Regions from separate parts of the Homo sapiens genome. Here region 1 is linked to region 2. The links are chromatin loops, found by intact Hi-C in ENCODE. Cell type or tissue: A673. All regions are shown on one strand.

Region 1 (8,000 bases), 170 kb after region 2:
TGTAAAGAAAGAAAGGAAACAACATATTTGATACTTTAAAAAAAGTGACAAAAAAAATTTTTAATATATACATAAGTAGAGAGAGTGCCTGGTTTGTCCCCTAACCCCAAAAGGTCCTTAATGAGCCAAAAAATATACACAAATATAAATAATAATTTATCTATAGATACTTACACACTGAATGGCATTATGAATACATTTGCCTATACACACATACATGCATGTGCGTACCTGAGATCCTTGCTCTCTGTTGAATGATCAAATCCTATGAGATGAGATTAACTTCAAGGGTCAGACTTACTTTAGATAGGTGACCATAAAGATCCAAATTAAACAGATTCTCCACAATTATCTCTCATCAAAGTTTGCAGAAGAGTGGCACTGGTATGGGAGAAGGGCAGAAAAATGCTGGGAGAAGAAGGGCAGGGTCCCTGGCGAGGGCTCCACCCTCGAGCTTGTACCCACGGACCTAGGTGAGGACAGGCACTCCTGTTTTTGTGCCCAAATGTTGCATTTTCTAAGACCACCCTAACCTGCCATGCCCCCTATCCTGTGCCTATAAAAACCCTGAGACTCTAGTGGCCATGCACACAAGTGGCTGGACATCGAGAGGAACACACCAGCAGAAGAGCACACAGGCAGTTAGACGTCTAGAGGAGCAGAGGAACAGAAGAGCACACCAACAGGCAACAGCAGACACCAGCAGGCCATCGACCAGTGGAACAATGTGGATGCTGAGGGGAATTTGCCCAGGGTGGTCAGAGGAGAGTGCAGCCATTGAGTGACTGAACTCCGGGGGAAAACCACCTTCCCACTCCATCCCCTTTCTGGCTCCCCATCCATCTGCTGAGAGCTACTTCCACCATTCAATAAATTCTTGCATTCATTCTCCAAGCCCATGTGTGATCTGATTTTTTCCAGCACACCAAGGCAAGAACTCTGGGATACAGAAAGCCCTTTGTCCTTGTGATAAGGGTCTAATTGAGCTGATTAATACAAGTTGCCTACACACGGCAAAACTAAAAGAGCACACTGTAACACACACCCACTGGGGCTTCAGGAGCCGTAAACATTCACCCCTAGACACTGCTATGAGGTCAGAGCCCCACAACCTGACCATCTCCATGCTCCCCCTAGAAGTTTGAGCTGCGGGGCATCAAATAAGTGAGCCACACCTTCATCATACACCCTGCAAGGGGGATAAGGGAAATTTTCCCATTTCAGCACCATTCACCTTTCCCATCCCTTCCCATTATATATTCTCAATACAACCATGGCTGCATTCCCTCTTTTCATATTTATGATGTAATTAATCATCTATATCAGATACCAACTATAGACAAATTAAGTATAGCTAATTGGATCTAGACTTTAGTGAAATATTTTCTGGTCTGGTTCTTTCTTCTTTTCCCCAGTTCTACACATGTGTTTTTTTTTTTTTAACTAACAGAATTTTTAACTTTTCATTGGCATCCCTTTGGTCAATTGACGTATATTCTGTAAAGACAGGTACTTATAAGCCAAACCATTCCCTTACTTGTGACAAAGATTCTCTCCTTGTTCAAACCTAGTCAAGATCCTCTGAACCCCCTCCTAGGCCAGACCTCAATATTCGGCTATAAAACTGCAGCCTCTCAGCACAAATGATTCCATTATTTTCCTGCCCCAACACTAAGAGGCTTGAACAAACACCACCACAGTTTCTGGGGTGACCTGATCCCCAAACCCCCTTTAAGGTGTCTGCCTCAGAAAGCTCAGTGCTTCCAGGGGAATTTATTGTTTGTTACAGCCAAAACCTGGTAATAGACAGGTCTCTGAATACTCTCTTAGGGCAGTTACTCTTGAAAGCTTGAAGTTGTAAATATAATACTTTCTTTCTGCTTTTGAGACTGATGTTTCCCACCATCTAGAACTTTCTTCTCAAGAACCTGAGATCTGTCTCTTTGAAATGCAAACTTCAGGGAAATAACTCTGACTCTCTCTCCCAGCCTGATGGGCATCTTGCTCCAACATGTACCACTACCTTCTGTCATAAATATAAGTTCACATCTCCTCCTGATAAGCACCAATTTAAATACACGATTTCTGCTCAAGCCTCCACTTTTTCCTCTTCCTCACTCCCTCATTCTCCCTTAAAAATGTCCAGTACCTCTGTACAAATCAAAGCTGAGTTAATACTGGAACTTCTTCCCCATTGCAACGTGAAGGATAGAAGACTATCCCACTTCAAAATATGCTACTTTAGCATGAGGATTATTTTGAACTGAAGGCAACTGAGAAAAAGCAGATACAAGAAAAATTTTCTGCCTTCTTCCTATTTGCCTAAAGACAAAATATAAATTTGTAAAGATAAAGATGTCCCCTCTTTTTTCTGTAACAGGAAGAACAGAAGTAAATCACCAAAGACTATTTTAGACCCTTGTCAGCTGGAAGTCAACAGAGGACACTCCACAATAAACTTTACTAACTAGCCCTATCTTCCATTAGTTTCCCCCATGTATTTACCTTCTCATGATTTGCCACTCTAGAAACTCTATGTCCTTTTATTTTTGTTTTCTCAATTCCCTAAATGTGTATTGTTCTTTTGTTGGGATCCTACACAAGCCCAAGTTCTAACTCCTGTCTTAGTCTATTAATATTGCTATAATGAAATATCACAGACTGGCTAGAGAAAAGAAATTTATTTTCTCACAGCTCCAGAGGTTGGGAAGTCTAAGATGTTTTTTGATAACAACTTGAATGCTATATTCTCTGAAGGGGTGAATGTTATGTCCCCATGTGGAGAAGGGCCAAAGAGCAAAAATGGTAAAGCTAGTTATCTTTATCTCCTTTATGAGGTTATACTCATTCATAAAGGTGGAGCCTTCATGATCTAATTACCTTTTAAAGGCCCACGCTGTTAATATAGTTTCCTTGGGGATTAAGTTTCAACATTAATTTTAGAGGGAACAGAAGTGTTCAAACCGTAGCACCACCTCTTTCAATTACTCATGTTTGAGTACTCCCATGGGTATGCACATACATTTGTTGATAAATCTGTTTATTTATCTGTCTTTTGTCAGTCTAATTCTCAAGGCTCCAGCCAATGAACCTAAGAGGGGTAGAGGAAAAACAGTATTTTTTCTTCTTTACCAAAGGTTATTGATGAAAAACATTTGTCCTTACCACTTTATCTTTGACACTTGCCAGCATGATGTTCTGCAAACTGAAAACAAAGGAAAAATGCCTCTTCTTGTACCAGTACCAACAACCAAGGCCGAGGACCAAAGGGTTTCATAAAGGGGGTCTGGAAAAGCTCAGAGGGGCCAAAAACTAGTTTCTCTATGTGCTAAAAGTATAATGCATCAAAAAGGAGCAACTAGTTAATTATGAGATTGGCAGATAAACGCTAAAATGGTTGGGTGACTAACTCATGATGTTAAGATTGCAGATTATCTTTTTATCATTTTGTGCTTTTCTATATTTTAACTTATCAAACATAAACAATTATGCTATTAATCAGAAAAATTACAATGTCAGAAGACAGTTTCAAAAACTCTATATCAAAAGTGACAGTGATGCATAGGAGAGAAAGAGAGAGAGAGATCACCAAAATAAAAGAGTAGAAGCGATCTGGCTTTCTTGGTTGTTCTCCCCCTCCAAAAACAAAACCAACCACCTAGTGCCAAGGTGATCACCAGAAATATCTCAGAACTCAAAATTAAGTCTGTGACAATCACTGGGATCACAAAGAAGCGAAAATCTGCCAGCAGATGATAAAAGAAATGGACCACTCTAACTGCAATGCCCCTTCCTGAAGCTGCTAGGTACCACACAGAAAAGTCACCCTACACTCCAGTTTCTACACTGGGAAAAGTAAAATCAAGGCAGACAGCCAAGTTCCCCATCATCTTGGGGTTTTTGTTTTTGTGTTTTGCATGATAACCATTCCTGCCACAACCCATGGGAAGCATTGTAAATGGCCTGTAGGGCAAAAATTCCTGAGGGCAGCTAGAGAAAAAGAGTAGGGTGGGGCTAGTAACATTCAGCTCATAAAATGTGGTGGCTATTGTTTGACTTGGCCAAAAAAAAGGTGGCTATTCTCTGACTTGGCAAAATCAGGGAGGCTGTTTAGCAGCATAATACTGTAGGGTACATGCTCCATGGGTCCTCTGGCCACAAACATCTAGCCAGCCTTCCCGAAAAGCCAGGGGTAATCTTTGGGATCCCCCAATATTCAGGAAGGGCAGACTAACTTTTGCAAGAGCCACGGCAAACCTAGGCTTAGGGAGCCATCTAGTGCCATAAAAGAGGCAGCAATCTCGGGCCAGGGGAACTCAATCAACACAATACCTATGCAGAGACATGCACTAGAAAAAATAAATCAAGCCAAACAGTAAAGACGGAGGTAAATGATTAATCCTTCAGTGCAATGATATAAACAGAGGTTTATAAGAAATAAGAGCAAATGAGGAACCATGAACTCCCTAAATGTAAAAAACAAGAAGGCAGTGACTGATCCCAATGAAATGACAATGTGTGAGCTCTTGGATCAATAATTCAAAATAACAGGTTTGAGGAAATTCAGTGAACTCCAAGGTAACACAGAAAAGCAATTCAGAAATTTATCAAATACATTTAATAAAGAGGTTGAAATAATTTTTAAAAACGAAACAGATATACTGGAGGTAAGAAATACAAGTTAAACTGGAAAATCTATTGAAGGATCTTAATATTAGAATTAATCAAGCAGAAGAATAAGTGAGCCCAAAGACAGGAGATTTGAAAATACACAGTCAGAGGAAAAAAGAATGAAAAATACTTACAAGAGCTAGAGGATAATCTCAAAAGAGCAAATCTAAGAGTGACTGGCCTTTGAAAGGGAACTGAAAAATTGTAAGGAGTCAGAAGTTTATTCAAAGAAATAATAAAATAAAACTTTCCAATCCTACAGAAAGATATAAGTATCTAGATATAGGAAAATCAAAGGTCACCAAAGAGATTCAACCCAAATAAGTATACCTCAGGACATATAATGATTGAACTCAGAAAGGTTAAGAACAAAGAGAGGATTCTAAAGGAAAAAGATGCAAATAACGTATTCGGGAGCTCTGATTCATGTGGCAATAGACTTCTCAGCAGAAACTTTACAGGCCAGGAGGAAGTGGGATGACACATTCAAAGTGTGAAAGCAGTAAAACTGTCCACCAAGAATACTGTATTCAGCAAAACTATCGTTTACATATGAAGGAGAGATAAAGACTTTCAGAAAAAACTAAGCTGAATTAATCAACATCAGACCTGTCTTAGAAGAAATGTTAAAGTTTTTCAATTAGAAAGAAAAAGATGCTAATGTTCAACAAGAAAAAATCTGAAGGTATAAAACTCAGTGGTAAAAGTAAGTACATAGACACATTAAAATAGTTTAATACTGTAATTGTGATATGTAAACTACTCATATATTTAGTATTAAGATAAAAAGACAAATCTATCAGAAATAATAACTACCACAATATAAGAGATAAGCCATGTTAAAAATGCATAAATTGAGACAACAAAAAGTCAAAGTGTTGTGGAAATTGAGATAAAATATGTAGTATTATAGTTTATTATTTGTTTTTATTTTTTTAGATCAAACGCATCATTATTATTTTACTTTTCATAACTAAAAGATGTTTTTCTGTAATCCACATGGTAACCACAAAGCAAAAACCTCTAAGAGATACACTAAAAATAAAAAGTAGTGAATTAAAATATATTACCAGAGAAAATCACTTAACCACAAAGGAAGAAAGTAGGAAAAGAAGAATTGAATACAGGAGTAACAAAAGAGCCAGAAAACAAGTAACATAATGGCAGTAGTAAGTACTTACCTATCAATAATAAAATTAAATGCAAATTGACTAAATTCTTCAATTAAATGACACAGAGTGGATTAATAGATTTAAAAAAAAGGACTTGATAATATGTTGCCCACAAAAAGCTCAGTTCATCTGTACAGAAACACATAAACTGAATGTAAGGGGATGGAAAATGATATTCAATATAAATTAAAACCAAAGAAGAGAAGGAAAAGCTATACATATATCAGATAAAATATACTTTACCTCAAAAACTATGAAAAAAGGCAGAAAAGGTCATTATATAATGACAAAGAGTCAATTCATAATAAAAATATAAAAATTATAAATATATATGCACCCAACACTGGAGCATCCAAATATATAAATCAAATATTAATAGATCTAAAGGGAGAGATATACTGCAATACAATAATAGCAGGGAACTTCAACACCCCACTTTTAGCAATGAACATACCATCCAGACAAAAAAAAAAAATCAACAAAGAAACATTTAAGTTACAACTATTCTCTAAACCAAAAGGACCTAACATTTACAGAATACATATTCTTCTCATTAGAACATGGATCATTCTGCAGAATAACCATATGTTAGGCCACAAAACAAGTTTCAATAAATTCAAAAAAGTTTAAATCATATCAAGTATCTTTTCTGACCACAATTGAGTAAAAACAGAATTCAATAACAAGAAAAACTTTAGGAATCTTACAAATACATAGAAATTAAACAACATGTTCCTGAATTACCAATGAGTCAAAGAAGAAATTAAGAAGGAAACTTTGAAAGTTTTTGAAATAAATGAAAAATTGAAACACTACATACCAGAAACTACAAGATACAGCAAAAGTAGTACTAGAGGAGTTTATAGCAATAAACATCTACATTAAAAAAGCAGAAACAGTTCAAATAAGCAAGACAATGATTCACCTTAAGGAACCAGAAAATCAAGAACAAACCAAACTCAAAATTAGTAGGAGAAAATAAATAATAAAGATCACAGAAGAAATAAATGAAATCGAGACTACAAAACAATACAAAAGATAAATTTTAAAAAGTTAGTTTTTTGAAAAGATAAACAAAATCAACAAAACTTTACATACACTAAGAAAAAAAGAGAGAAGACCCAAATTAATAAAATCAGAGATGAAAAAGAGACATTACAACTGATAGCACAGACATAAAAAATGATCAGTAGAGATTACTATTATATAATGACAAAAAAGTTAATTCATAATAAAAATATAACAATTGTAAGTATATATACACCCAACACTGGATCATCCAAATATGTAAATCAAACATTAATAGATCTAAAGGGAGAGACAGACTGCAATACAATAACAGTAGGGAACTTCAACACCCCACTTTTAGCAATGGGCATACCATCCAGGCAAAAAAAAAAAAAAAAAAATCAATAAAGAAACAATAAATATGCCAATAAATTGGAAAACCTAGAATAAACAAATAAACTTCTGGACACATACAACCTACCATGATTGAACCATGAATAAATAGAAAATCTGAACATACTAATAGCAAATAATAAGATCAAAGCTGTAATAAAAATTGTCTCACCAAACAAAAGCCCAGGACCTGCTGGATTTATTAGTGAATTCCACTAAACTTTTAAAGAGCTAATACCAATTCTACTTAAACTCCAAAAACTTTGAAGAGGAGAAAATACTTTCACATTTGTGCTTTGAAGCCATCATTACCCTAATAGCAAAACCAAGTAAGAACATAAAAAAAAAAAAGAGAGAAAGAAAACTACAGGCCAATATCCCTGATGAACAAACATAAAAGTAAAAATTCTCAGTACTAGCAAACTGAATTCAATAGCACATCAAAAAGATCATTCCCCATAATCAAATAGGATTCAGCCAGGAATGCAAGCATGGTTCAACATACACACATCAATCAATAAACATGATATATCACATTAACAGAATAAAGAACAAAAATATAATAATTTCAATCCATGCTGAATAATCATTTTATAAAATTCAACATCTCTTCATGAGGAAAACTCTCAAAAAATTGGATATAAGAGAAACATAGATTGAAACAATAAAGGTCGTATATGACAAACCCGCAGCTAACTTCATACTAAATGGGGAAAAATTGAAAGCCTTTACTCCAAGGTCTGGAACACAATAAGA
Region 2 (8,000 bases):
TGCCAAAGGGATTTTCTGAAGTATCAATCTGAAATTATTTTGCTCTGTTGAAAATCTCCTATGGATTCCTTATGTTGTAGGATACAGTCCATGGCTTATGTGACCCTTCATGTGTGGCCCCTTCTGCTTCTCCAGGCTTAGCTTTTGCCACTTCTCTCCTCACACACTAAGTCCCAGTCATGTGTGCCTTACAATGTCTTACCATGGAGTTGTTATAAGATGCTGTTTGTTCCTGCTCCTGAAACACTCCTTCCCCTATGTACCCTGCCTCCATCAACGCACTTTCACCTGCCACATGTGATAAACTATTCATTTGTCAGGTCTCAGTTTAAATGTTGTGTCTTGCTAGAATCATTCATTGCCCTCCCAGACTAAGCTGGTGTCCTCGCTAGGCACTTCCAAATCCTGATATTTCACTAATGATTGGACTTCTCTTGTTTCATTATCATTGCATGTGTAGCATAATGTGTCTTGCTAGACTTTTTTTCCGAGGACAAGAACAATGTCTATCATGTTCACTCTACATGTTGTATCTTCCAATGCCTAGAAAACTACCTGGCAAAGAAAAGTCACTCAATAAATATCTGGTGAATAAATTTACTCTATAAGGAGTCATAGGAATAATTTCTACACTTTTCAACCATATTACCTATTTCAAGTAGCAGAGAATGATCTATTTTACTCATAACAAGAAATGCATCTTTTTAGCCACATCCTATTTGAGTCAAAATGGCAGGGCATGATAAGACTAAGCAAGGGAAAAGTTATTTATTTAACATAGCACTTAAATAATTATTTTACATGCTCTGCTTTTATAATTCAAGTTGTGGAGTTTATGGTTAATATACAATAGGTAAACATTGCTTACATAAGGAAATTCTGCTGTTATATTTGATTCTTTTTATATTAAGAAATATCTTTAGTTTAATGCCCATATTAGTGACAGGGCTTGCCAGATGGTGTCTCCATAAAATAAGATAACAAGTAAATCTCAAATGAAGAATTACCCAGTGTCCTCAACAATATGAAGTTTACAAAGAAATATCCAGATGCATTTTCTATTAGCTCATAAAATATCTGGTTAAAGATTTTCTGCAAGTGACAATCTGTAGGATTTGTCTGTGTAGGGCTTTGACTTGCTTTTGAGGAGGAGGTCCATTTGTTATAGAGAAACCAACCGTTCCAGACCCTGAGAATCAATTCACTCTTCCTAGCATGTCACAATAAACCCAAGCACATAGGCATTGCATGTAGTGAGCCGGCATCTGCTAAGTACAAATGCACTCTACTGAAGCAAGGACAGGCAATAGGATGATTCTAGTTAGTAAACCCCCTGAAACCTAACGTATGTCAGTTATGTTTTTGAATGAACAACACAAAAAACAACTTCTGGGATTTGCTCAATTTTATAAATGAGCTTTCCTTCTACAGGTATTCTGTCTGGTTTACCTAGATGGAAATAATTTGTACTGCAGTTGGGTAGTTCTATATTCTCCTCAGCTCTTTTTTAACCCCATTTGTTTGTTTTTTCTAACCCACATGTAACCCCCCAAATATAGCCTCTTCCGATATTTTGGACAAAGATAGTTAATCTAAGTAGGCACGCATTCATCCTTTTTATTCTTCCTATTGAACTTTGCATAATATTTCTATAGCATCCTTATGCTTAGGACTTGATCCTTAATATCTGTAACATCACAGATCTTTTTAATTAATTTTATCCAGTGGGCCACAATGTTAGAAAGAATTTGATTGTCAAATAAACTGCATTAGTTAATCAATATTTATTTTTATTTTAGCTAATCTAAAACAAAACTTGGCAACTAGTATAATACAAATATCAAATAGCAATAAAATCGGTATTCAACTTTCTTATTTAATGAGATGGTTGCTATATAAGTTAATCGAGATGACTTTATAAAATACTGAAAATAGTTCCCACATTTCATAAATGCTTTCATAGATTATTAGCAGCCTTCAGTTTCTTATTTACTTAGTAGAGGGGCCATTGTCACAAACAATGAATGTAACTCTTTCATGCTTTTTATCTCAATAACTGGTTAGTTTTTACTATCCCAACATGTTTAGGTCAATTAACCACTTATTGAGCATCTCCTGAGCAAAGAGGATATTTTATCCGCTGGACCACAACCCTTAATTACAATGTAGAAAACGTCCAGGCAGAGCCATACAGTCATTATACAGTGAAGTATAAAGCCACATGGTTACTGAAAAAATAAATAAATGAAACTTCATATTTTTATTTTTAAAAGAGCCACTCTACTTGAAAGAAGATGTGTGGTAGTATATATTATATATGTTGTTATATTATATATAGTGCATAAATATATGTATGTATATAGACAATTGCAGAAGAAATCAAATATATAACTTTTAGTATAGCAGTAGGTTATAGTTTGATTAACACTCAATTTAGTATTTACATTTCCTGGCAATTGGTACAGTTTGGATCAATTCATCTCTGAGAACCCTTGAACTCCAAGGCTAATATTATCACATAAACAAATACCCAATTATCCATATATCAGAATGCATAGACTTGGGGAAGAAAACTGATGTTAACATCAGGACCATTAACAGAAAGGGTAGAGAAAGAAAAGCATATCAGGGGTTCAGTTGTTCCAAAAGGGCCTATAATCCAGTTGCTATGCTGCTCAGATCTAGAGTGGGACATTGGATAATTACAGAATCAGCAATATAGTAACAACAGCAAGAAGGCTTATTCATCAAAGACATCTTCACTCTACACAAATGCTTCTCAACCCACACAGCCAATTAGTAGAGGGTAGAAATGGATTAGAGAGAAACAATAAAATTACAACAATGATGAATGTGTTTTCCCTCACTTTTTCAGTGGATTTGCTTTTAAATAAATGTCACAGCATACATCACATGAATTTTAAGATGCTAAAAACCAAGCTAGTCTTATTGCCTGCAAAATCTAGGTTACCCCCAAATAGTAAATAAGATCCCGAAGGAATCATAAGTCATCAAGACCACTGGGGCACCATGGGCACCATTTTGCTTATTTCTACTAGAAAATTAAAGGTTTGGAGAAATTAGGAAAATCTCTCAACAGCGATGGACCTCTGGCCTGAATGAGGTACAGTAATGTCCTTTTCTAAGTTCTTAATGTACTCCAATGAAAGATGGAATAGGATAAAGTCCCCTGTTCTTAATTGAATCATGTCACATTTCTAGATATGCAGAATGTAATTGTATGGATGTGAGAATTTGACTGAAAAAACATGATTGAAGTTTGTACACACCCCTAAGAACACCAAATAGATATTTAATGTAGATTATAATAAGGCTTTCCAGCTTTCCAGTCCTCTGCCCCAACTCCCTCCTGTTAGTGCTGTTTTAGGGCAATGGTTTGGTGCCATCTAGTGAAGCATTAGGTTCTATTACACAGCTTTGGGACTTCATGTTTAACAGAAGGAAGATTAGAAACTTAAGGTCACAAGTAGAGACTTGAGTTACTGTCTTTACCGTTTATGCCAAATTAGTTTTTAAACAAGAACCAAAGTATCTATGGGCTAATATTTTAATTTAACAATTATTTATTGACTCTCTAATGTGTGCTGGCACTTTGCTAGGTATTTGTGGATACAAGGATGGGAAGGAGACCATCTTCCTCTTCCTGTCAAGGTTATATTTTAGTGGGGACAACTGACACATAAGTCAATAACTCCAGCAATATTGGATGCCTACTGCTTGACAAGCGCTAGGCCAGCTGCTTTGCATGTGCTATTTCAAATCTATGCAAGAACTCTGGGTTAGGCATTAGTATCAACTTCACTAAAACAGATACTCAGAAAGTTTAAATTAACTTGCCAAAGATTCATGTTAGAGGCAATCACTTTACATGGAAGTCCTTCTGAGTTCAAAGACTGAGATTTCTTTCCCCATACATAATGTCTTTTGTGGAGTACAAAATAATAAAGACCCCCCCAGATACCTCAATAACTTTAATTTAATGACTAGAACCACCATCCACCCAATTGTTGTAGAAAAAAAAGAGGCTAGATTCATTCTTAATTCTTCTCTGAACTTCACACCGCCATGCAATCGCCACATCTTTTATCTCCCCCTCACCAATTTCTCAAAACCAGCTCTTCTGCATCCTCACTTCCACCAGCCGAATTCAGAGTGTCATTCATGATTTTTCAACTGAATTACTCAAATGGCCTCCTGATCATTTGTTTTGGCTCTCCATCACTAAAAAATATTTAGTGTGATCTTTCCCCAATACAAATCTTGTTATATTACACCTGTATTCAAGTGGTTTACCTTTAAAATGGAATCCAAACACCTTTGCATGCTTTGTCTTCATGAAATGGGCTCTGCCTGATTCTCCAGGCCTTGAGTTCTCAGGTTCTCATCATGCACTTACTCTAAGCTTTAACCATTCTAATCTTCCAGTTTCTCAATTGCGCATGCTTTCTTTACCTTCTTGACATTGAACTTGCTCTCCCTTGTCATGGGACACCCTTCCTTCCCACTTTAACTATTCCATGATTTTTCCTTAATGTGGTTGGAGTCCCCTGGCATGGTCTCCCACAACCACCTCCCCTACTCTCCCATGACACTTAGTACATTAACATATTTTACAGAAAATGCCCATTTGTTTTTCTGTTTTAAATCTTTACACCCTTATAGATAAATTCTCCCTGCACTGAGAGATCAGAATCAATGTCTTGTTCTAGTTGAATTTCTGGAGACCATTGCAATATACCTGAAACACAGTGGACAAAAATTAGTATCTGCAGAATGGTCAAGAGCAAATTTGATTTGTAAAATCAAAAGCTTTAAGTTGCTTTCAAGAAATAAATCAATGTGTGTCAAATATAAAACACATCGATATCTTTTACAAAGCCAAAAAGCTTTTGGGGGGAAGGAAAATAAAAGCACAGCCTTTTTTCATGTTTGTTGTCATTGCCAACTGTTCTCTCTTCAATGGCAATGCAGTATTTCATTCCAAAACATCTGATACTTTGTTTTATTAGCACTTAAAGCAAGAGACACGAAAGATCTCAGTGAAAGCAGGAATTAACAAAAAAGTCAAGCTGTGTGCCTGAGGTAGAGATGTGGGAGATTTGACTCAGAAATGCAATGGAGGAAATTTATAAGACTATTCCTTTAAATTAAATTGAATCTTCAAATAAGTCATTTACCAAAAACAGTCTTGCTCTTCCCAAAATTCTAGGTTGTAAAATAGAATGGCAATGTCTCCATTGCTATGCATTTTATTCTTTCTTCTGGAACTCTGGAACCTTAGTTATATTTTAGCCATATTTTTGGTAATTGGTAAATTTTATCATATATTTATTTATCATTAATCCTCCTCTTATCTCCTACATTTTTCTAGATTATAACTAAGTTATGAGCCTCTTAATAATATAAAACCTGTATTTCCAAAGTCAAGTAGGAATTGTAAAATTAGTTGGGATTTCATAACACAAGTTGTCATTCAGTTTGAATGCTGAACAGGCTTCTCCTTAAAGATATGTTCATAATTAGGCTTAATCCCAGAAAAGGTAAAAGGAAGAGTCAAGGGAGTTTCAAAAATAATTTAAAAGGTGAAACTGTGTTAACTTTGAAAAATGTTGGTTATTTAGAATGTTCATATTATTCTTGATCCCATTAGCCAGATAACCATTAGAAACTCATTCCGGTGCTCTATCCAATACAACATTTTAAATATCCATTCTTATCCCTACCTTTACCTCACAAATATAACTCATAAGGCTAGACATGCAAATAAAAGTTTAAATAATATAAATTTATTTTACTACCAAATGTATGGTACAGACAAACTTATTTTAAGTACCTAAATAGGTAGACTTTAAAGATCAAATCAGAAGTATTTCTTAATGCATGAGTTCTCTAATGGCCTTAAGTAAAAAGAAATAACATTCTGTCCATAAACATATTCAATAATCCATTTAATTTGTTTATAAGGGCATAGCCTTAGGATTCAAATCCAGAGCTATTAGTGCAGGATATTACAGAGTACAATTATATAAGAAATAATTATATATATGTAAACAAATAAAAGAGAGGACAGATGGTTTTTACACTTCGTTAGTCCAAACAACTGATCTTCCTGCTGAATCCCAAATGATATCTTTTCCTGAGCTACTGATTGATAAATATGGATTGTAACTGACTATAAGAAATTTAAAGTCCAAAAGTCATGATAGAAATAAAATGGTCACGGTCACTTTCTTCAATTACTGCATTTGGTAAGATGTATATTTCAGTACATTTTCTGAATATATGCAATGTGCACATACAATATTTTATAAATGCTAATGTTTTCATATCTTACTGCAGACAGAAGAGCATAGCAGGAGAAAATCAATGAAGCAAGACTCCTAACTTCCTTCTTTGCCATCCACCTTTGCAGGAACATTTGTCTTCCAGGCATTTGGGAAAATTATCCTCTCTGTCTGGCTCCCTTTGTCCTCATAAAAAGTGAGAGTAAAGTGAGAAAGATAATGATTTATTTGAACAAAGGCTAGTGTGAGGAAGCTGAGAAGTAAAAAATGACTCTTATTGTTTATTTTATTTTACCACATTTTACAGTATCTATGCTCCATTAGAATCTGGAGATACCTATGTTACTTAACACTAAGGTACACAAAATTATAAACAAAGACACTGCCAGTTTTATACATTCCTGTAACTTTAATTTTGTTAATTTCATTTGGCAAGATGAATTCTAGCTTAGGAAATCAATAACCATTTGTAAGGGAAGCATCTACTAAGAAGAAATCAACATCGAGAGCTCTGTCAGCTTTTTGCTTCCTGAGAATAAGGGTAGATGATGGTGATCATAAACATAACGCTGATGGTGTTTATTTGACCACAACCACAAATACCACCTTCTGTCCACCAGCATATACATGCTATTGATCCACTATCTATTCAATGTTCCCTTAGTTAAAATGAAAAAATGTCAAGCTTCAGAATTTTCATTTTATAGATGAGGAAATTCCACTCCAGAGAATAAGGCATTGTCCAACTTCATACAATGATTGAATGCTGTGGCCTAGATTTGAAACCAGGCTTCCTAACTCATGCCTCAGTGTTCAAACCTGGATGGAATATACCACTCTAAGAACATTTCCTGTGAAATTGATGGGAGTAAAAACAGACAGACACTCACACACAAAAATTATAAAAGGAAAGATAGGCACATGATTACTCATGGTTACTAAACAGATTAAACTACCATCTGCTCATGGGATTCATTTATTTAATTATTGTCTTTCACAACATCAGCGTATTGCTCCCTACTAGATTATTTTTATAAACAAACCTTTCTTAACCATCATCAGCACAACAATAAAAACTTCCTGTAATCTCATATTTTCCTACTCCTGTCTCCCTGCTTCTTTTCCCTTGAAAGAATCTTTTATAGCTGCTACTTTGGTTACGTTCTTTTCAAACCAACTTCGATTCATTTTCTGGGATCACCACACTTTTTCTGAGTTTTGTAATCAGCAGTGACTCTTGCTGCCAAATTTTATGGTTATTTCTTTGATCTTATGCTGCTAGACATCTTAGTGGTGTTTTTCACAGGTCAGTACTATATCCTTCTTAAAACACTTTCTTCTTTTGGATTTCTTAATACCACGTTATTTTTTCTATCCAACTTATAGCTTATTCTTGGGCTTCTTTGATGAGTCTTATAAATATTGTGATTTACAGAGTTCTGTGCTAGATACCTTTCTCTTTTCTGTGTATGCCTTCCCTCTGAGGCAATATGTAGCCCCTGGCTTTCACTGTCATCATTATGCTAAAAACCATCAAAACTGTTTTGTCAAAACTCAAAGGAGTATCTGTTCCCTAGATTTATATGCTGTTTCTACTGATACGTGTAATAGTCATGAACAACTTAGAATTATCCCTGTTGGATTCTTTATTTTTGCTCCCAAACCCATTCCTCCCTCAGTCATTTCATCCGAGTA

Evidence for each region. Peaks named below come from ENCODE experiments on the same cell type or tissue, not always from the same donor. Only the 100,000 strongest peaks of a DNase experiment are listed, where the experiment ranks them.
Region 1: it touches region 2 in a loop (2.7-fold over the local background); 2 of 110 quality-filtered maps call a loop at or near these places.

The regions. Positions count from the first base shown.
Region 1 is chr1:101,649,843-101,657,842 of GRCh38, reverse strand. The region is part of intron 2 of LINC01709 (long intergenic non-protein coding RNA 1709); the gene reads right to left. Among named protein-coding and RNA genes, the nearest start is that of LINC01709, 14 kb to the right of the region's middle. In A673, a CTCF peak has its summit at 4,281 (motif pointing left); a DNase peak (open chromatin) is centred at 4,252.
Region 2 is chr1:101,815,681-101,823,680 of GRCh38, reverse strand. All of the region lies in intron 4 of OLFM3 (olfactomedin 3), which reads left to right. Among named protein-coding and RNA genes, the nearest start is that of OLFM3, 180 kb to the left of the region's middle. In A673, a CTCF peak has its summit at 3,412 (motif pointing left); a DNase peak (open chromatin) is centred at 3,400; H3K27ac peaks cover 2,292 bases.